Regions from separate parts of the Homo sapiens genome. Here region 2 is linked to region 1. Evidence: read pairs that join two places in POLR2A ChIA-PET (ENCODE). Cell type or tissue: PC-3. All regions are shown on one strand. Links, peaks and the distances in the headings refer to the core of each region. The heading gives the core; the rest is flanking DNA.

Evidence for each region. ChIA-PET counts read pairs that join two places held together with the same protein. Peaks named below come from ENCODE experiments on the same cell type or tissue, not always from the same donor. Only the 100,000 strongest peaks of a DNase experiment are listed, where the experiment ranks them.
Region 2: POLR2A ChIA-PET joins it to region 1 with 7 read pairs; 2 of 35 experiments call an interaction of 5 or more read pairs at or near these places.

The regions. Positions count from the first base shown.
Region 1 is chr5:102,954,873-102,966,054 of GRCh38, forward strand. PAM (peptidylglycine alpha-amidating monooxygenase) reads left to right here. Exons shown (of 26, transcript NM_001177306.2): 13 at 5,003-5,187; 14 at 6,286-6,357. Among named protein-coding and RNA genes, the nearest start is that of GIN1, 160 kb to the right of the region's middle. In PC-3, for the core only: no CTCF peak of the experiment used is centred there; a DNase peak (open chromatin) is centred at 4,389; H3K4me3 peaks cover 318 bases; H3K27ac peaks cover 2,103 bases.
Region 2 is chr5:103,065,666-103,076,847 of GRCh38, forward strand. LOC105379105 (a long non-coding RNA gene) reads right to left here and starts at 5,360. Exons shown (of 4, transcript XR_948633.2): 1 at 5,255-5,360; 2 at 3,419-3,589. In PC-3, for the core only: no CTCF peak of the experiment used is centred there; no DNase peak of the experiment used is centred there.

The sequences.
Region 1 (11,182 bases), core at 3,063-5,562:
GGAATGGGTCATTTCATTAAAATATGAATGTTCATGGATACCAACATAGCACTTTAATCTGCATTTTTAAATATATTACATGCAAAGATAAAGTTACATGATAAATAACTTCTTAATGTATACATTTAAAGGCACCACGAAACTTTTTAAGAAATGATTAACAGTTTTGTAAAATGACTTCTTTGAAGTTTTTATATTTCTTTCTAAAATTACTATTACCGATTTTGCCTATTTTCAAGCCTAACATTTGTTGAATATAAACGGGGTAGAGGTGAAGAATTCTTGAGCTAGTGGAGTGTTTGCGGTATAGACATGGAATACAATGATATTTGGAAGTTTTTAAGTCATACATTTCAGATTACTTGGTGCTTTATTAAATCTGTATTACATATCTTTCTAATATAATATATTTTAATAAAAGCTCTCATGGAACCTAGGTAAATAGATTAGACAGATGGATAAACAGATATGGATATAAATAAATATTTTCAGAAATCCCACAGATCAATTGAGTACAAAAATTTGATCTGACTCATTATTCAGTAGTATAATATACTAGGGCAAACATGCTATGTCATATGAAGTTGTAAACATTTATTAAGCAGGATTATTAATTCTTCCTTCATTCAACACATATTTATCAAGGGCTTCCAATTTTCAGGCTCACACATTATGTCAGACCTAAAGCTATTTATATTAAGTATGCCAGTATAAAACAGGAAGTTATCACATAAGCACTTTATTATTCAAGAAGATGAAATAAATGCACTACTGTAATTTTGGAATGTAAGTAATGCCAGCAGTCATCATTTTAAGGAATCACACTGGCATTGGAGAATGTTTAAAGGGCCATTCAGTGGACATAATCTCCCTTCCTACTTTCTCATGTTCATAAATCACTCAGATTAGCAGAGTTGAATTGCATATGTTGATCTCGGTGGAAATTAAGGGTACATGTGTCAAAATACTCCCTTAGGAATACAGAAAGCAATTTGTTTTAAAATGAGATTTTTTGTTTTTGAATGAAAGGTGAATGATTGTAAAATAAAATAAGCAAACTGTGATGCTGATACTAAGGATGATTTGACTCCTGACATTTTTAGCATATGATAGTTTCTCTGTCACATAGGAGCTCAGAGTTACCTTGACTACAAGTCTAATTATAGATGGAAAGGAATAAAGTATGACTCTTTTTGTTCAGCTCTTTTAATGAAATTTTCCTTGTGATAGCAAAGATTCCTAAATTATTTGATAAAATTCAATTTTGAATCATAGAATTGGTACCCCAAATGAACTGTATTGGTGAGCTGATTAATATGTCTCAGAAAATCACGTGTGTAAAGGCAAACACATTTATATGTGTATCAAATTAACACATAATGTATGTGTAATTGAATTAGTGTATTGTGTGTGTATGTATATGTGCATGTGTGTACACACATACATATATGTATACTCTTACACATATATGCATAATTTTTCTCAAAAGTTAATTCAGTACATGGTAAGATAATTCACTTTTGAGGAAATAACCTGCGACCTTAGCTTATGTTTTTATTTTTATTTTCTCAAATATGCTATTTAAAATAATAAAGTGTGATCATAAGTTGTAGAGGACAAAGAGTTACATTATTCAGAAAGTTACTGATTTTCCTTTATTTGCTATACTTAAGTACATGTGTTTTTCAAACATGTAACCTTGTACCTTGGTACACACTATTTCTAATATAGTAATTGCTGCCTTTGTCTCCAATATTAGTATATAATTATTCTAAACTTATGCCACCTTTTTATTTCATATTCTTCTCCATAATTACGATCTATAATTTTCTTTTGTTTTTTGTTACTTACTGCTTTTTGGTGATAATAATGAATTTAATTTAGTAAGAGTAAATTATTGTCCTGATTTAGCCGACATTGCACAATTTAATTCCTTGTTCTCAGATTAATTACCTTTCACTTGTTTGAAATGAAATTTTTACTTTTAGTACAATTTTTTTTCAAATGTATGTTAAAAACAAATCCTTCCAAATATACATGTAACACCAAAATTATCTTTGAGGAAATATATATTAACAAGATATTTTATATTAGTTATTTTGAAGCTTTGCAGTATTAGTTGCTTCTTAAATCTCTAATGGATTTTTCTGAAAGCTTGAACTATGTGTTTATCTGAATGGATGGACAGATGGACAGATAGAAGGATATAGATAGAATATACATAGATATTTACCTGTCTTTATACAGATAAGACATGTTATGAAACATTTCTAGCTACACATCTGTATGCATATCTATGTATATTCATTTGAATAGCTTTATATAGCTTTACTACATGCACACTACTCTATTGAAGAAATCCTTTTGATTGGTCATTCTTAAACAATACTAGCATTTTGTTTCTACCTACGTAAGAGCAAGTCTTACAGTACAGCTTTTCTTAAATTATGCCCTGGAACACACAGCAACACAAAGGAGCCCGGTCAGATTCATTTAGGGAATAGAACCTACTGTATCCACGCCCCCCACCCCACCATACAGTCATGAGCACATTGTGTATTAAAGGATCAGGCAGTACAACATTGTTTAACTTGTATAGCCCAACATTTTCATTTGTTCATATGGTAAGATTTTTGTTTGTTTGCTTTTTTTTTTCTTTTCTTTTCTTTTTTTTGAGACGGAGTCTCAGTCTGTCACCTAGGCTGGAGTGCAGTGGCGTGAGATCTCAGCTCACTGCAACCTCTGCCCCTGTGTTCAAGCAATTCTCCTGCCTCAGCCTCTTGAGTAGTTGGGATTACAGGCAGCTGCCACTGCGCCCAGCTAATTTTTGCATTTTTAGTAGAGACGAGGTTTCACCATCTTGGCCAGGCTGGTCTTGAACTCCTGACCTCATGATCCACCCACCTCAGCCTCCCAAAGTGCTGGGATTACAGGCGTGAGCCATCGTGCCCGGCAGGCCATATGGTAAGTTTTTCTCAACTCTTCTGTAAGCATTTCAAGGACCAAAGTTTTGTGGTAATAATTGTGGAAATACTACTCTAGTAGGAAGAGTAAAAAAAGTTCTAGAATTCCCTCTCTAAGTATTTTATAAAAACATATAATAGCTCACAGAATAAACAATTTCCATTTATGCAACAGAGAACACACTGGCCCAAGGGACCAACAATATTTAGACCAGCAGTGATAGTTACTTCATTGTGTGTAGCTTTTTAGTAAGGAAAAAAATCAGGATACTGGCTTCTTACATATGCTGTTGTGGGTGGGTATACCTTCTCCAGTGAAAACATGGGTATTGGCATTCCCAAAAAGAGAAAATATGGAAGGACCCATCCATTGATGAGTTGCAAGTTTCATGAATTATTATATGAATTTAAAATGTTTTTCCTTTCATTAATTTGAGATGCTTAAATGATTATTTTGCCTTTCCTCTCTGCAAGATGATTAAAGGTTTTTAAAGCTAGAGCCACATCTAAAATTCCTTTTTCCTTTTTGCTCAGTTGATCTACATATACCTCCTTTTTTTTAAAGCAGGAAAGAGAAGGATAATATGGCGGGAGGCTCCAGTTTATTATTTTTGCAACAGCCATTCCTTTTATAGCACATACTGACCAACTCCAAGGCTGTTAAAATGTAATTCTTAGGAATGGTGTTTTGACACCATGAAGACATGTGTAGTGAACAGATGTTTGTTTGGCTTTGCACTTCACTATTTGCTTATATTTCACGGGAGAGGCAATTACACTGACAGGTATCAGATTCAGAGAGTAAGAAGCCAAATGATTTCTAAAGCATAAACAGAGCTTCCCATGGCAGGGGCTTATTCCTGTGGTCTCTCAAGGGCTCTATATTTTCAAAGCTTAGAGAAATCAAATCCCTGTTTGAAAAATATTTTTATTTTTTTCCTTCCCTTGCTGATGTCATACTGTTGCTATGGAGAGAAAGTGAGTGCTGCATGACATTGCTGGAAAAATCAACACTGATGTATTTCTGTACAGCAAATAACCTACCTCATAGCTTTTTTTTATTAGTGTAGGCTTGCTAAAAATTGTCAATACTAATACTAAAATGGACATGTTCCTTTGCCCAAACAACTTTGCTATGTAAAAGTCTTGTGAAGGTGTACTTAAATGGTTCCTTCCTAATAATGCTAAAGAGAATGAAATATATAATAACCCATGTGAAGTAAGGAAGCAGAATACATATTTTGTAAACTATTAGATATTTTTTCTATCATTGGGAACTTTTTTCTTGGAAATATCCACTGTTTTAAAATCTATTTTTAACATTGAGTCATTCAACTGTACAGCACTACTTCCGTCACATCTCAACCCTTAAAAAAGATTAGTGCTGATTTCATTTTGAGTCATTCCTGAGGCATTCTTTTCAACCCTGCTATAAAAGCCTAGTTGCCAAGTCAGACATCAGGGATACACTTTGAATGTCTTAGTGGGGACACATGATTCTAGATTCATCTGGCTGTAAGGAAGGAGGCAGTTAACCAAAAACAAGGTCCAGGACTTTTGATGTTAAGAGGAAAAGCCATTTTTAAAGACTTATAATAAATAATATATGATAATTATATTGAAGGTTTCTGATTTTTACCATTGTTAAGGAAATAATAAAGATTTTCCACGAGAACAATAACTTTTCCCAGTCTATGAGTTTTAGCAAATAGGAGGGGACTAAAGAATAAAAAGATTCAAGAGAGAAAAGAAAGTACCATATTCCCTCATCTACTAAAATGCCATTTTCATCAGTGGTATTTAGTAGTGTTCATGGTGTGCCTGCAAACTGACACTCCATTGTTAAGTGGAAATATGCCTTTGACAATGTGCTTTTGATGTTGAAAACTGTGATGGGTTTTAATGAAAGCTATAAAATAAATGCACAATATTTCTACCTTTGAATCCATTGCTGGCAGATCTAAGGGCTTCATTTTTCTTGCATTAAGCATGTGTTTTATGTGAATAGTTGATTTGTTATATCTTTTTTTTGCCTGCAGTGGCACGTCTAGTGATGAAATGTGCAACTTATACATTATGTATTACATGGAAGCCAAGCATGCAGTTTCTTTCATGACCTGTACCCAGAATGTAGCTCCAGATATGTTCAGAACCATACCACCAGAGGCCAACATTCCAATTCCCGTGAAGTCTGATATGGTTATGATGCATGAACATCATAAAGGTAATAATTGATGTTTAATATAAAGTAATATATGATTTTGTATTTTATATTTTTGTATGTATCTTGTTTGATGATATTTAAAATCATCTTTATTCCCTTCTTCTACCAGTCACATGTACACACATATTTCTTATTTTCTCATTTTTCTCTTTCATATCCTATCTCCCCTCCCTGACATGTACCCATCAGAACAGTTAAAGAGGAAAATCTCAGCCAGGGATGAAACAGATTCATTTTGGGACCAATCCCATAAATGTAGACCTTTTTTCACTTAATTCATGTTTTCTCATTTCCTCATCTAACTCCTTCCCTAACCAGTAATGACTTACACAGTTTATGAATTTATGCACCATGTTCTAAAGATCACTACAGTTTGCCAGGGAAAATGGTTATCATCTCCAGCCATACTTTAAATTATCCATTTAATGGGCTTCTTCAGGCAAAGAACAATTATTGATTTGTGAAGCATTGCTAGTCTTGACTTTTTTTATCTAATTCTCAGAATTGTTATTTAACATATATATAGTTCCTCTGCAAAATGGTCATATTGACTGTCACTTTTTAACTTAAAATTGCAAAGTCTACTCCTTGTTTTATCGCATGAAGTATGCTGAGACTTGATTGAGTTTTGCAAGTTCAGTCTTAACACGCTAGAGCAGCTTCTTATTTCTTTCTAGTGGAAATTTTATGAGAGAAGTTAGCATAGCATTCTGGCCATTTATTAAGATTCTACTATATTTATAGAATATGCCTTAAAGTGTTCTTAAATGTTCTTAAAACAGTGCTAAATTTAATTTAAGAAAACAAATATGAGTCATTTTGTCAATGCATTTTGAAAATTCTGTATCATTTATATATTATTGAAAGGGTAGTTGACCTAGTTATTAAGTCAGATGTCTTGTAATTGGTAGGTTGTGCTGGGGGGTGGGGGGTGGGGAGCTTATGAATTAGAGCATTTCTGTCTTATAAATTCTTAATACGGTAATAAGCACAAGACCCTGAATAGTATTTTTATGTTGATGGACTATTTCCAATAAACTATTTTAAGTATGTAATACATACTGCAAATTTATGCTCAGCTTCTTTGATCCTTTACAGAAACAGAATATAAAGATAAGATTCCTTTACTACAGCAGCCAAAACGAGAAGAAGAAGAAGTGTTAGACCAGGGTATGTATGCTTATTTCTATAACTAGTCCTATAAAAGTATCAATTTCCAAGTAGGCAACCAAATTGTAAAGTTACTGAGATATTGTATGTCTCTCTGTATCTGCCTCAAACACTATGTATTGCTATTTTTATACAATGCATAATTCATGAGAAAATGGTCAATTATTGCACTTTAGCTTTGAAAGTAAAATTCATTCATATAATTTAGTGCTGTTTCATTTTCTGTCTTTGTTTTACTTCATTTAATATTATAATTTTTATGTATAGTACAAATAAGTGCAAGCATAATCATTAAAAACCATCAGGCTGCTTTTGAAATCTAATAACCTTAACCATTTAAATTATTGTATATTTTGTATGGTATGTTCATTAAGTAGATTTGAGATTCAAGAAAAAAAGAAATTAAGAATTAAATCCACATCTTACCTCTATAAGTCATTCTTCTCTGCCTTCATCAAGGTAGGAGCGATTATTGTCTTATACATCTATAGTTTTGTGTTAAGTTGCCATCTGCAGAGTTTAAAAAAAGCATCATTCTTCCCCTGTTCTGTTTATTGAAAGTGGTAATGTTTGATGCTTGTATGTCATATACTGCATGTGCTGGTACTAAAAAATTACTTCCCTGAATCTTGGCTTTTTGCCAGTTGTTTGGAAGGTAGTGCTTTGGGTTAGGCTTTGGAGTTTGTTATCCTAAAAAGTTGTTTTTGGCCTACGATACACGTTTTTAAACGTTAGTTTCATGTTAATGCAAACCCACTTCTACTGACAGCACAAATAGGAATAGAAAGGATTTTTCTATTAGCAACATGTAGAAGTTTCCTGTTTCTTATTGCTAGCTGCTATTGGAATTCTTCAAAATGTATTACATTAGGTCTAGTTCAAAAATATCACTCTTGTATGAATAGTTTTTACAAAATTAAACAATTGAGACTTTAGAAAGGGGAAAATGCATTCTGAAAGAAGCATAAAGTAAACTGTGATCCTGAGGTTTTTAAATTATACAGCGGATGTTTTATAATATCTCATTCTAACAAAGTGACCTTCAAAAAAATACAGCTTAGCTCAAAGCACTAAATGGCTGAGTAATTTAAAATAGCTAAATTTATCAATCCTGTTTATATATTTGTAAGTAAGCCAGTAATAGCAGCCTAAATATAGTGGTATTCAGAGTGTTTACTGTAACTTCTTATGAAGTTTGTTCAGACTTTCAATGAATTATTTTGACATTTCAAATGCTATTTGAAATGTATGTCTTTAAAATAATTTTGTCTTAGAATACATTTACAAATAACAACATATATGAAACAATACGGAATGAGATACCACCATTTAATAGATGCATCTTATAAAATGGTATGTTTCTATGGAAACTGCAGTTGGACTATGGTTTCCTTTTGAAGTTAGTCAAGTTGATCAAGGGAAACACTGACACTTCTAAAAGGTTAAAAACCCAGGGGTTTTGTTAGTGAAGCGGTATTAAAGGTTATATTTCATCTGTTCTTTCCAAATAGTAGGATGTAGGAGGTGTTATATACGCCTACAAACCAGATTCTTTAAAATACTTTCATACCTTGCCATTCATTTACCCTTTTGTGTTTTATAGCATATATATAATATTCAGAGGTGAACATTATCTATATACCCAAATATACAAATATACCCAAACTCTTACTGGTCCCCGAGAATAATTCTATGGACACATAAGAAATTATTTTCCTGCAGTTTCTATTTTCTTCTGTTTGTGAATAAAAATGCTGTAACTAAAGGTATTTAACTTGAGAATAAAAAAGCATTCTGATATTATCAATTTTCATATTGCAGAAAATAGGCTGTTACTCATATGTTGAAATTAGTGGGCCCATTAAAATGTCATCTCTAATGACGGTAAAGACAGTAGCCTAACCAAAAGCCATTTCAATGGCTAGCATAGTCTGTGTATGATCCTACCAGTCTATGGGGACCACCAGCCTAGAATTAAAAGAGAAATACAGAAATGTACCAAATGCACATTTGTACACATAGTTCATGTGATGCACTAATGAGATTAGTCTGTCTCCTTACAACACATAGGGCAAATCTCATTGCTGAAAGAGTATTTCATTCTTCTTAGAGATATTTGTTTGCACAAAGTGTCTATTTGTATGCATTCTTTGGAAAGTCAACTTGACCAAGTAGCTAATAAGGGGGCTTTAATTATTCAAATAAATTATGCCATGTATGTTAATTTTTAAAGTAAGCCCTCAAACTTCACTTATCACTTTATTTGGTGTTCTGGCCAAAACAATTTGTGTAGTATTTCTTTACATTGTACAATTATTTTAATACTTTTTAGCCCCAATAAGCAAAAGCCCACATTATTGTGGTTGTGCTAGCCACAAGCTAACAGACACCATCTATGTTGGTCCTACAGAAGATGTGAAACCCCTGTAGAAAACAGCACAATGTGGGGTAGGAAGAAAAGACTTGAACCATCGATGGATATGTACTCATGGACAAGCTCTATACCTGTTAGTGGGTACAGATAGTTCTGTAAGTGATGTAGATAGTTCCACCTGGTTAATACTATATATAGTGTATATGTGTGTATATATGCACATACACACATACATATATATATTAAATAAATGCTATTTAAATTGTACTATATATAGTATTATATATATATATTTACTTCCTATCTTAATACATTGGAAAACAGGTAGAAAGATATAAGTCAAGATATGTAATAAATGTTATGTTAGAAAGAAGAAATGACCTTTACTAAGATAGAAAAAAAAGAAGGAGGGGAGAGATAGAAATAATCATATTCCATAGACTAAAAGAAAGAAATGTAGCCATGCCACAAATAAACAGGAAGTGGGAGTTATCTCTAACATGGAGGAAAAAAATTCAAAGAAAGTTAGTGATCTTTAAAGAAAGCCAGTGATCATTAAAACACAGATTTATTTAGTACTCTGTTTCTCCAGGAGAAATATATTTTCTTTGAAATTTGTATCTCAAAAATTGCTAGCTATTGATGTTTTGCCAGAATATTAATCTTGATTAGAAATTAACTAGAAATTAACTAGATGTCTTGACATCTAAGTTGTGCAAATCCAGTCTGTGCTTTCTCACAAACACACTAACCTTTCACCATATCTTTGTCTACATCTGCTCTCTGTAGAACAAAATCTGGTGTAAAGCAAGTGTACCTCAGATTCTGTCTCAAAAGATGTAATTACAGAGACACCACAAAAGCATCATTATATGACAGTTTTACTTATCATGTTGTCCTGGATCATGCAACAATAGGAAACATTTTAATGAGGCTTTAATTGAGTCTGTAGGGATTTCTTTAAAAATAATGCTTATTTTGACTGATTTTTTAAAATAATATTCATTATAAAAGATAAGGAAATTATGTAAAGTATAAATATACAAATAGAAATCATCCGTAGTCCCCAGAAACATGAGTACATATATGTATGTGAAATATATATTATGCATATATTTACATATTCAATATATGCATATGTAAAGCACATTATTTTAATTATAATGTATACACAATTTCATAGCCCTTTTTAAAAAATATACCTTGAATATTTTCTCCAGTGGTAAAAATTATTGGCAAGAGTGATTTTTAATGGCTGCATAATACGTGCATATTCCTGCCTATATCAATTTGAAAATAACCCATTTGCATATAAGGGAGTTTATCTGCGAATGAGTTGATTATGTCTGCCTACAGGGAGAAAAACACAAATGGATATTTAAAACAAACTAAAATGTCACCGTCCTTCAAAGACATTGTGAGTGAAGAATTACCTATATATGTAATAAGTACAATAAACTATACAATAGACTCAATTAGGCAGTGATTCTGCATGGAGGAAATGAATCCTAGGAGACTATATAGAATGAGGAAGTTCACACTGATGTCTTCCAAAGCAGACACACACACACACACACACACACACACACACACACCTCACATATATTAAGGTTGGCACTTTTAGAAAACTAACACATTTTGTAAGTTCTCTTTATTTCTTATGCATTATAATTTCTTATATGCGTTCACTATACCAAAGCTATAAACATCCTGAACTTTCTATAACCATTGTTTAAGCAAAGAATATGGGCTTGAAACTAAGAAGCTTACTAGATGGAAGCAAAAGTCTACACAATTACATTTAAGAGTTCTGAATTTGAGTGTCTCACCTCTTTAATATTCAAAGTCTAGATGTAGTGTTGAAACTTACGTCTGTTGTATTGGGAAGATTCAGTGTCTTAAATTCCAGGCAGAATTGAAAATCAAAATCTATAATAACAGTATGTCCTTGTTATTATGTATTATGCTCTAGACAACATTTATTTGGCTGCAGAAACAGCCTTTAACATGTTTTATTCAGTTTGCTCCAAAATCTCCTCATTGTAGTCTTTGTGCCCTCATATAATCAATCTTTCTACTCAAAGGTCAGCATAAGCTACTGTATTCCCAAGGCAGAGAGAATATGACAAAAATATAATTTATTGAGGGAAAATACCCCATGACCCCAGATAGTTAAAGGTCTTCGGACACCTTCTGTGAAACAGTAATTTCACAGTGGTTTTATGCTAACAAAAATGAATTACCATTGGCATGTTTTATCAAATAAGCAGAATCAAGGGAACAAGGTTGCCAGTTAAAAACACAATAGTCTACTGTCAAAGCCTGCTAAAGTTACAGTTGTAAACAGTTTATGGGAAGAGTTAAATAAAGGCTGGGCATGGTAGCTAAAATTTATATTTCATTGATTTGTTCAAAATAGGGCATTCCTTTGATCCTCTAATAAAACACAAA
Region 2 (11,182 bases), core at 4,076-6,575, 110 kb after region 1:
TTGGATACATATCTAGGAGCGGAACTACAGGATCATATGGTAATTGTTTAACTTTTTGAGGAATTGGCAGTGTTTTCCATAGCTGTCACACCACTTTAAATTCCTATCAGTCATGAGAGTTTCCAATTTCTCCATATCCTGTAACAGCCCGATGGGTTCATCTTGCCCACTGCCTAGAAAAGCCAGTGTACTGAGGACAGTAGGTATTGGAGCAAAGAAAGAATTTAATTATCGTAGGGCCAACCAAATGGAAGAATATGAGATAATTCTCAAATCTGCCCCTGCTGAGAATTCAGAGGCTAGAGGGCTAGGGTTTTTTGGGGTTTTTTTTTTTTTTTTTGGTTTTTTTTTTTTTTTTGAGGTGAAGTCTCGCTCTGTTGCCCAAGCTGGTGTGCAGTGGCATGATCTTGACTCACTGCAACCTCCACCTCCTAGGTTCAAGCAATTCTTCTGCCTCAGCTTCCCGAGTAGCTGGGACTACAGATGGATGCCACCACGCCCAGCTAATTTTTGTATTTTTAGTAGAGATGGGGTTTCACAATATTGGCCAGGCTGGTCTTGAACTCCTGACCTCATGATCTGCCCGCCTCGGCCTCCCAAAGTGCTGAGATTACAGGGGTGAGCCACCGTGCCTGGCCGAGGCTAGGGTTTTTGAGGGTGCTTTGACAAGTAGGGGGCTGAGGAACTCAGATAATTGGTTGGGTGGGGAAGAAATCACAGGGTTATTGAGACAGGGCTGTCTTTGTGCAGCTGAGTCAGTTCTCAGGAGAGAGTCTCAGGACTAGGTGGTGTCTCTTGGTCTGCCAAAATGCTAAATCTGAAGAATACCTCAAAGACCAGTTAATTAAGTTTCACAATAGTGATGTTATCTATGTGAGTAGTTGGGGAAGTTACAAATCTTGCAACCTCTGGTTAAGTGACTCTGGGGCAGTAAGCAACTTATAGCAAAGCAAGCTAAGCAATGGCAGGTCATTGTTTATGCTTACTCTTTAGCAAAGTTCAAGCTCCTATCATAATTCTAACCTTGCCTCGTGAATGCAGCTTCAATCTCTGAACAAGGAAGGGAGTCATTTTTCCTTGCCTCAAAGTGTAACTACCAAACTAATTCCACTCATGGTTATCTTGGCCTCTGTGCTAGAATAAGCAAAAACCAATTTAACCTGTGAGGATAGAAGCAAAACAGAGTCATGCAGTTTTCTCTCATCACTTACAATTCTATAAAGGTGATTTCAATCCTAGGCAATACTTGTCATATTTCTTTTTTTTTTTTTTGTAGGATATGATAGCCATTCTAGTAGGTGTGAAGTGGTATCTCATAGTGGTTTTGACTTGCATTTCCCTGATGACTAATCATGTTGAACATCTTTTCATGTGATTATCAACCATTTGTACATCTTTTTTGGGGGGAATATCTAATAAAGGGCTTGAGTTATTTTTTGTGTATTGAGTCATAGTTCTTTATATATTCAGGATATTATACCTTTTTCACATTATATATTTTTAAAAAACATTACCCCTTTTGTAACTACCTCAAGTAAAATCAGGGATTTTCATTTGTTTTTTGTTTGAGACAGGGTCTCACTCTGTTGCCCAAGCTGGAATGCAGTGGCACGATCACAGCTCACTGCAGCCTCAGCCTCCTGGACTCAGGTGATTCTCTCGTCTCAGCCTCTAGGTAGCTGTGACCACAGTCTCATGCCACCATGCCCAGGTAATTTTTTGTCTTTTTCGTAGAGATAGGGTTTCGCCACATTGCTCAGGCTGGTCTCGAATTCCTGGGCTCAGGTAATCTGCCTGTCTTGGCCTCTCAAAGTGCCAAGATTACAGGAATGAGCCACTGTGCCTGGCCAAAATTTGTGATTTTTAACGTATTTGTGATCAGTACAGATTAACGGAAGACTGACTCTTAAGTTCTATTCTTAAAGCCTAGGCAGATTTGCCACTGATTTGCTTCAAGCTGTGAGCAAGTCACATAAACCATCCCTATGATTATTTTATTACTGTTTATTCATCACATAAAATTGAAAAATTAATAATATATGTATATATTTATAAGGATGAAATTCTAAATGGACATATAAAAAATGCAGGATAAAATACTGCCCAGAAACCCAGAGAGTGTAAGTTATATATTACTGTGCAATCAGAAAACATGATTTTGGAGGAAGGGAACCATTCCATTTAGTATTTTTCCCTCCACCACTATATGAAAGTGTTACTGAAGAAGTGAAGAGAATCCAGACTCCCTACTCTTTAGCCTTTTCCGCATTCTCCATTTCAACACCTGGGGCCTCTTCTCTCGGAACTAATAGAAGCTTAGAGGGGATGTAGGGGAGAAGTTGACATGTGATCTCCTCCAGCTACTAACCACGCCAAATAATTTGCTCTCCTCTGTCTGCTTCTGACAAATCCCTTCAAAGTTTAGACAATGAGGTGCTCAGATAAGGGAAATCCCTTGGGCCTAATATTCTTTAACTAACAAACAAAATGTGCTTGGGGAAACAAAGGAAGAAGCATTAATAGGGGTAGCAAGTAAGGGAAGGGGTGAGGAGGACACCGACAGATTAGAAGTAGAAGAATCATCTGGCCCAGGCCTCAAGCTCTGGTTAAGCTACCAATTTAAATACTTATTAATTTAATGGCACTTAACTAATCTTTCCCTGCTTAATATTAACAATGCATAAAGCTAACATTTCTCCCTCAATAATAAATGCATTTGTATAAAACAAAAGTTTGAAACTACTTTTTTTAATGCACATTTTGGTTTTTATTAATTATAATGATTAGAAACTCCAAAACTGGAAGTGACTCAGTCACTTTTAGACATTTGAGCAAAATATTCTGTTACAGCTTTCTGAGCAGTCAAAAATCAGCAGAATGGAATACTTACGCTTTTTACGGCTTAAGATAGGGATCCCAATAAATGTCTGTGCAAAAGTCTACAAGTAAAATTTTCAGATTAGATGTAGGTGAAGAAATGTATTCCTAAGAATTACTGGTCACTTTTTCATTATTCTACTAGAATATAAGTTCTAGGAGGGCAGAAATTTTTATTTGTAATTGATATAATCTCAGTGCCAGTATCTGGAACATAGTAGGCATTTAATGTGTATCTTCTTTGAATGTATAAATGAATTGCATAGTTTAAAAATGTAATATGTTTTCTTTTATAAATCTTAGTGAGTTACTCTTTTTAATGGTAATATAATAAGATTTTATACTTGAAATGGTAATCATATTTTAAAATAACTTTTTAAACAAGGAAATTATTCTCATTCAAAATAGAATCTTCATTTACTATAGTTCAGCATCTCCATTTCCTTCTATATAATGCTTTGAACAGTACCACAAGGTGTCATACAAAACCTCATAAAGACATTTCTAGATTTTTTTGGTCAAAATTTTGTTACATACTTACAGAAAAATTCCCTTAAATCCAGGCAAGAGGGATCCCATTCTGGACCCTTTTCTTGAAAACTAGGCTGTATCCTCCTGTAGCTCATGCCACTCCCTGCTGGGTAAGATCTCAGGGCCCTGAGATATACTCTTCTTCACCTGGAGAACCTCTTTCAGCTCCTTCCTGGTCTGTCTACAGAGGGTGGATGAACAATTGAGAAAGCTTATTCTAAAAGGCCTGGGCTGGTCAAGGGGCACCTCTACAGAAGCTGGGGTCACTTATCCTTGGGAAGGAACAGGATTGAGACAGAGACCAGTTCTCCCTAAGTTGCCATTCACTAGTGTGGGGCTCTAAGGAGTCCAAGAATCCTAGGAACCTTAGGTATATTTGCTGAGGTAGGAAAAGTTTCTTAGCTTGATTTAAACCTCCTAAATATTCAGGTATACAGTATGTGAACCTCCATTTTTACTCTTGACAGGGCACTGCAAACATAAACATTAGAGCTAAAGACTGTATGTATAAAAATCTCAGCTGGGCACAGTGGCTCACATCTGTAATCCCAGCACTTTGGGAGGCCAAGGCAGGCGGATCACCTGAGGTCAGGAGTCGGAGACCAGCCAGGCCAACATGGCGAAACCCTGTCTCTACTAAAAATACAAAAAAATTAGCTAGGTGTGGTGGCAGGCGCCTGTAATCCCAGCTGAGGCAAAAGAATTGCTTGAACCCAGAGGCAGAGGTTGCAGTGAGCCGAGAACACGCCATTGCACTCCAGCCTGGGTGACAAGAGTGAAACTCCATCTCAAAAAACAAAAAACGAGAACAACAACAACAACAAATCTCTGAGTGTTTTCTCTGCATATTTGTTAATGTAAAAATTGTATTTGGAATCTCTGCATTAGAATTCTGAAATTTCAGTAATAAAATCAGCGATTTCTTTGAATGGCATATATTGGCTATTTATCAGGGAATAAAAGTAAAACGAACTTTGATAATAAATTGCCTATAACAGAATTTGCAAAAAAAAAAAAGAAAAAAGAAAACGAAAAAGATGAGTGTGACAGCTATTAAAGCTATCAACTAATATTCTGCTTCTCCTTCCAGGAATATGGTAGGGCTGCACTTACCTACCTGTCTTTGGTATTAGGGTGGCTGTATGGCTAGTTAATTTTTTCCAATCTGTGGTTTAGACTCTAACAGCTTTATAAGCCATAATTCATCTACCATAAAGCTCACTTTTAAAAAGTTCATAAAAATATTCAGGAGTGACATAAATAAATATCATCAATGGTCTGGATGTAATGCTGTTAGGATAAATAGTAATTGAGATAACCATAAAGTAGTTTCTATGGCTGTTTTATTATTTCTCATATAAATTGCTGTTGAATCTAGAATTATTTTATTTCATAACTTCTCTTTCTGTATTTCCCAGCTTTGAGGTAAAACTGATTAATAAAAATTATAAATATTCAGAATGTACACTGTGATATTTTAATGTATGTATACATTGTGAAGTAATTATAATCAGGCTAATTAACATATCCATCACCTCACATAATTAACTTTTGTGTGGGTTGTGTGGTGGGAACACGTAAGATCTACTTTCTTATCAAATTTCAAATGTACAATAAAGTATTATTAACTATGGCCACCATGCTGTACATTAGCTCTCTAGAATTTATTCATTCTGACAGAAACTTTGTATTCTTTGACTAATACCTCCCCATTCCTCTCACTCCCAACCCCTGGGAACCACCATTCTACTCTCTGCTTCTGAGTTCAACATTTTTAGATTTTACATATAAGGCTGAAAAAAATATTCCTTTGTATGCATACATATCACATTTTCTTTATCCATACCTCCATTAGTGGACATTTAGGTTGATCCATATCATGGCTATTGTGAATAATGATGCAATGACCATGGAAGTGTAGATATCCCTTCAACATACCTATTTCAGTACCTTTGAAGGAAATTGTGGGTCATATGTTAGTTTTTTAATTTTTTGAGGAGCGTCCATAGGGTATTTTATAATGACTATACCATTGCGCCCTGCCACCAAAAATGTACATGGGTTCCCTTGTCTTTAAATCCTCACCAGAGATTGCTATCTTTTTGACAACAGCCATTCTAACAGGTGTAAAACTATACGTCATTTTGGTTTTAAACTGTATTTTTCTGATGATTAGCAATGTTGGAACATTTTTTCATGCATCTGTTGGCCATTTCTATGTCTTGTCTGAAAAAATGTATATTCAAGCCCTTTGCCCATTTTTAAATCTGGTTATTAGTTTTCTTGCCATTGAACAGAGTTCCTTAGAAATTTTGGATATTAACCCCTTAACAGATGCAAGATTTGCAAATATTTTCACCCATTCCATATTGTTTTCATTGCTGTGCAGAAGCTTTTAGTTTGATGCAATCTTTGTCTATTTTTGCTCTCGATGCCTGTGTTCATTTTGAGATAATGTACAAAAATAATTATCAAGACTATTGTTAAGAAGTATTTCCCCTGTTTTCTTCTAATTGTTTCACAGTTTCAGGCCCTAGATTTAAGGCTTTAATCCATTTTGAGCTGATTTCTGTATATGGTGTGAGGTATAGGTTCAGTTTCATTCTTTTGGATGTGGATATCCAGTTTTAATAGCACCATTTATGGAAGAAAGTGTGTTTTTCCCATTGTGTGTCCTTGCAAACTTTGTCAAAGATATACCATAAATGCATAGATTTCTTGGCTTTCTATTATGTTCCATTGATCTGTATGTTTCTTTTTATGCCAGTATTTTGAAGTCAAGTAGTATAATGCCTCCAGCTTTGTTCTTTTATTTTTTAATTTAATTTTTTTTTTACTTTAAGTTCTGGGATACATGTGCACAATGTGCAGGTCTGTCACATAGGTATACATCTGCCATGATGGTTTGCTGCACCTATCAACCCGTCACCTATGTTTTAAGCCCCATATGCATCAGCTATTTGTCCTGATGCTCTCCCTTCCCTCACCAGCCACCCTTCTGACAGGCCCTGGTGTGTGTTGTTCTCCTTGTGTCCATGTGTTCTCAGCGTTCAACTCCCACTTATGAGTGAGAACATGCAGTGTTTGGTTTTCTGTTCCTGTGTTAGTTTGCTGAGTATGATGGCTTCCAGCTTCATTCATGTCCCTGCAAAGGACATCATCTCATTCCTTTTTATGGCTGCATAGTATTTTAGATTTTACATATAAGGCTGAAAAAATATTCCTTTGTATGCATACATATCACAGAACCAGAAATACCATTTGACCCAGCAATCCCATTACTGGGTATATACCCAAAGGAATATAAATCATTCTATTATAAAGATAAATGCACACATATTGCAGCACTATTCAAAATAGCAAAGACATGGAACCAACCCAGATGCCCATCAGTGACAGACTGGATAAATAAAATGTGGTATATATACACCACGTTATCTCATTGTGGTTTTGATTTGCATTTCTCTAACAACCAGTGATGTTAAGCTTTTTTCACGTCTGTTGGCCACATCAATGTCTTCTTTTGAGAAGCATCTGCTCATATCCTTTGCCCACTTTTTGATGGGTTGTTTGTCTTTTTCTTGTAAATTTCTTTGAGTTCCTTGTAAATTTTGGATATTAGACCTTTGTTGGATGGGAAGATTGCCAAAATTTTCACCCATTCTGTAGGCTGCCTGTTTACTCTGATGATAGTTTCTTTTGCTGTGCAGAGGCGCTTTAGATTAATTAGATCCCATTTGTCAATTTTAGTTTTTGTTGTAACTGCTTTTGGCAATTTCATCGTAAAATCTTAGCCCATGCCTATGTCCTGAATGGTATTGCCTACGTTTTCTTCTAGGGTTTTTATGGTTTTGGGTTTCACATTTAAGTCTTAGATCCATCCTGAGTTAATTTTTGTATAAGGTGTAAGGAAGGGGTCCAGTTTCAGTTTTCTGCATATGGCCAGCCAGTTTTCTCAGCACCATTTACTAAATAGGGACTCTTTTCCCCATTGCTTGTTTTTGTCTGGTTTGTTGAAAATCAGATCGTTGTAGATGTGTGGCCTTATTTCTGAGGTCTCTATTCTGTTCCATTGGCCTACATGTCTGTGTTGGTACCAGTACCATGCTGTTTTGGTTACTGTAGCCTTTTAGTGTAGTTAGAAGTCAGGTAGTGTGATGCCTCCAGCTTTGTTCTTTCTGCTTAGGATTGTCTTGGCTATATGGGCTCTTTTTTGGTTCCATATAAATTTGAAAGTAGTTTTTTTTTTTCTAATTTTGTGAAGAATGTCAATGGTAGTTTGATGGGAATAGCACTGAATCTGTAAATTACTTTGGGCAGTATGGCCATTTTCACGATATTGATTCTTCCTGTCCATGAGGATGAAATGTTTTTCCATTTGTTTGTGTCCTCTCTTTTTGCTTTAGCAGTGGTTTGTAGTTCTCCTTGCAAAGGTCCTTCATGTCTGATATGGTTTGGCTCTGTGTCTCCAGCCAAATCTCATCTTGTAGCTCCCATAATTCACACATGCTGTGGGAGGGACCTGGTGGGAGATGATTGAATGATGGCTGTGAGTCTCTCCCATGCTGTTCTTGTGGTACTGAATGGGTCTCACAGGATCTGATGCGTTTTAAAATGGGAGTTGCCCTGCACAAGCTCTCTTTTTGCCTGCTGCCATCCATGTAAGATGTGACTTGCTCCTCCTTGCCTTCCACCAAGATTGTGAGGCCTCCCCAGCCACGTGGAACGGTAAATCCAGTAAACCTCTTTGTTTTGTAAATTGCCCAGTCTGGAGTATGTCTTTATCAGCAGCGTGAAAACAGACTAATGAAGTAAATTGGTACTAGTAGAGTAAGGCATTGCTGAAAAGATACCTGAAAATATGGAAGCAACATTGGAACTGGGTAACAGGCAGAGGTTGGAACAGTCTGGAGGGCTCAGAAGAAGACAGGAAAATGTGGGAAAGTTTGGAACTTCCTAAAGACTTCTGAATGGCTTTGACAAAAATGCTGATAGTGATATGAACAATAAGGTCCAGGCTGAGGTGGTCTCAGATGGAGATAAGGAACTTGTTGGGAACTGGAGCAAAGGTAACTCTTGTAATGTTTCATCAAAGAGACTGGTGGCATTTTGCCCCTGCCCAGGAGACTTGTGGAACTTGGAACTGGAGGCAGATGATTTAGGATCTGGCAGAAGAAATTTCTAAGCAGCAAAACATTCAAGAGGTGACTTGGGTGCTGTTAAAAGGATTCAGTTTTGAAAGTGAAACACAGCATAAAACTTTGGAAAATTTGCAGCCAGACAATGCAATAGAAAAGAAAATCCCATTTTCTGAGGCAAAATTCAAGCTGGCTGCAGAAATCTGCAAAAGTAATGAGGAGCTGAATGTTAATTCTGAAGACAATAGGGAAAATGTCTTCAGGGCATTTCAGAGGTCTTCACAGCAGCCCCTCCCATCACAGGCCCAGAGGCCTAGGGGGAAAAGATGGTTTTGTGGGCCAGGTCCAGGACCCCCCCTGCTCTGTGCAGCCTAGGGACTTGGTACACTGTGTTCTAGCTGCTCCAGCCATGGAAGAAAGGGGCCAGGGTACAGCTCAGGCTGTTGCTTCAGAGGGTGGAAGCCCCAATTCTTATCAGCTTCTACACAGTATTGAATCTGTAAGTGCACAGATGTCAAGAATTGAGGTTTGGGAACCTCTGCCTAGATTTCAGAAGATTTATGAAAATGCCTGGATGCCCAGGAAGAAGTTTGCTGCAGGGGTGGGGCCCTCATGGAGAACCTCTGCTACGGCAGTGCAGAAGGGAAATGTGGGGTCAGAGATGCCGTGCAGAGTCCTTACTGGGGGAGCACCTAGTGGAGCAGTGAGAAGAGGGCCACCATCCTCCAGACCCCAGACTGGTAGATCCATGGAGAGCTTGCACCGTGTGCCTGAAAAAGCCAAAGACATTCAATGCCAGCCTGTGAAAGCAACTGGGAGAGAGGCTATACCCTGCAAAGCCACAGGGGTGGAGGTGCCAAAGAATATGGGAACCTACCTATTGCATCAGTGTGACTTGGATGTGAGACATGGAGTCAAGAGATCATTTTGGAGCTTTAACTGCCCTGCTGGATATTGGACTTGCATGGGGCCTGTAGTCCCTTTGTTTTGGCCAATTTCTCCCATTTGGAGAGGCTGTATTTATCCAATGCCTCTACCCCCATTGTATCTAGCAAGTAACTAACTTGCTTTTCATATTACAGGCTCATAGGCAGAGGGACTTGCCTTGTCTCAGATGAAACTTTGGACTGTGGACATTTCGGTTAATGTCAAAATGAGCTGAGACTTTGGGTGACTGTTGGGAAGACATGATTGGTTTTGAAATGTGGAGATATGAGATATGAGAGGGAATAATATTGTCTGGTTCTGTGTCCCCACCCAAATGTCATCTTGTATCTCCCGTAATTCCCACGTGTTGTGGGAGGGACACAGTGGGAGATGATTGAATTATGGGGTGGGTCTCTCCCATGCTGTTCTCATGATAGTGAATGGGTCTCACGAGATCTGATGGTTTTAGAAATGGGAGATGTCCTGCATAAGCTCTCCTTTTGTCTGCTGCCATCCATGTAAGATGTGACTTGCTCCTCCTTGCCATCCGCCATGATTGTGAAACCTCCCCAGCCACATGAAACTGTTAAGTCCAATGAACCTCTTTAGTAAATTGCCCAGTCTTGGGTATGTCTTTACCAGCAGTGTGAAAAGACTAATACAACAACCCTTGTTAGCTGTATTCCTAGATATTTTATTCTTTTTGTAGCAACTGTGAATGGGAGTTCACTCATGATATGGCTCTCTGCTTGTGTATTGTTAATGTATAGAAATGCTTGTGAATTTTGCACACTGATTTTGTATCTGACACTTTGCTGAAATTGCTTATCAGCTGAAATGAGGGGGTTTTCTACATATAGGATCATCTTGTCTGCAGACGGAGACAATTTGACTTTCTCTCTTCCTATTTGAATACCGTTTCTGTCTTTCTCTTGCTTGACTGCTCTGGTCAGAAGTTCCAAAACTATGTTGAATAGGAGTGATGAGAGGGCATCCTTGTCTTGTGCCGGTCTTCAAAGCCCTGTGCCAGTCTTCAAAGGGAATATTCTGCTTTTGCCTGTTCAGTATGATATTGGCTGTGGGTTTGTCATAAATAGCTCTTATTATTTTGAGATATGTTCCATCAATACCTGATTTATAGAGTTTTTAACATGAAGGGATGTTGAATTTTCTCAAAGGCCTTTTCTGCATCTATTGAGATAATCTTGTGGTTTTTGTCATTGGTTCTGTTTATGTGATGGGTTACATTTACTGATGTGCGTATGTTGAACCGGCCTTGCATCCCAAGGATAAAACCAACTTGATCATGGTGGATAACCTTTTGATGTGCTGCTGGATACAGTTTGCCAGTATATTATCGAGGATTTTCACATGGATGTTCATCAGGGATATTGGCCTGAAGTTTTCTTTTTTGTAGTGTCTCTGCCAGGTTTTGGTATCAGGATGATGCTGGCCTCATAAAATGAGTTAGGAAGGAGTCCCTCCTTTTCAATTGTTTGGAATAGTTTCAGAAGCAACGGTACCAGCTCCTCTTTGTATCTCTGGTAGAATTTGGTTGTAAATCTGTCTGGTCCTGGGCTTTGTTTGGTTGGTAAGCTATTTATTACTGCCTCAATTTTGGAACTTGGTATTTGCCGATTCAGGGATTTGACTTCTTCCTGGTTTAGTCTTGGGAGGGTGTATGTATCCAGGAATTTATCCATTTCTTC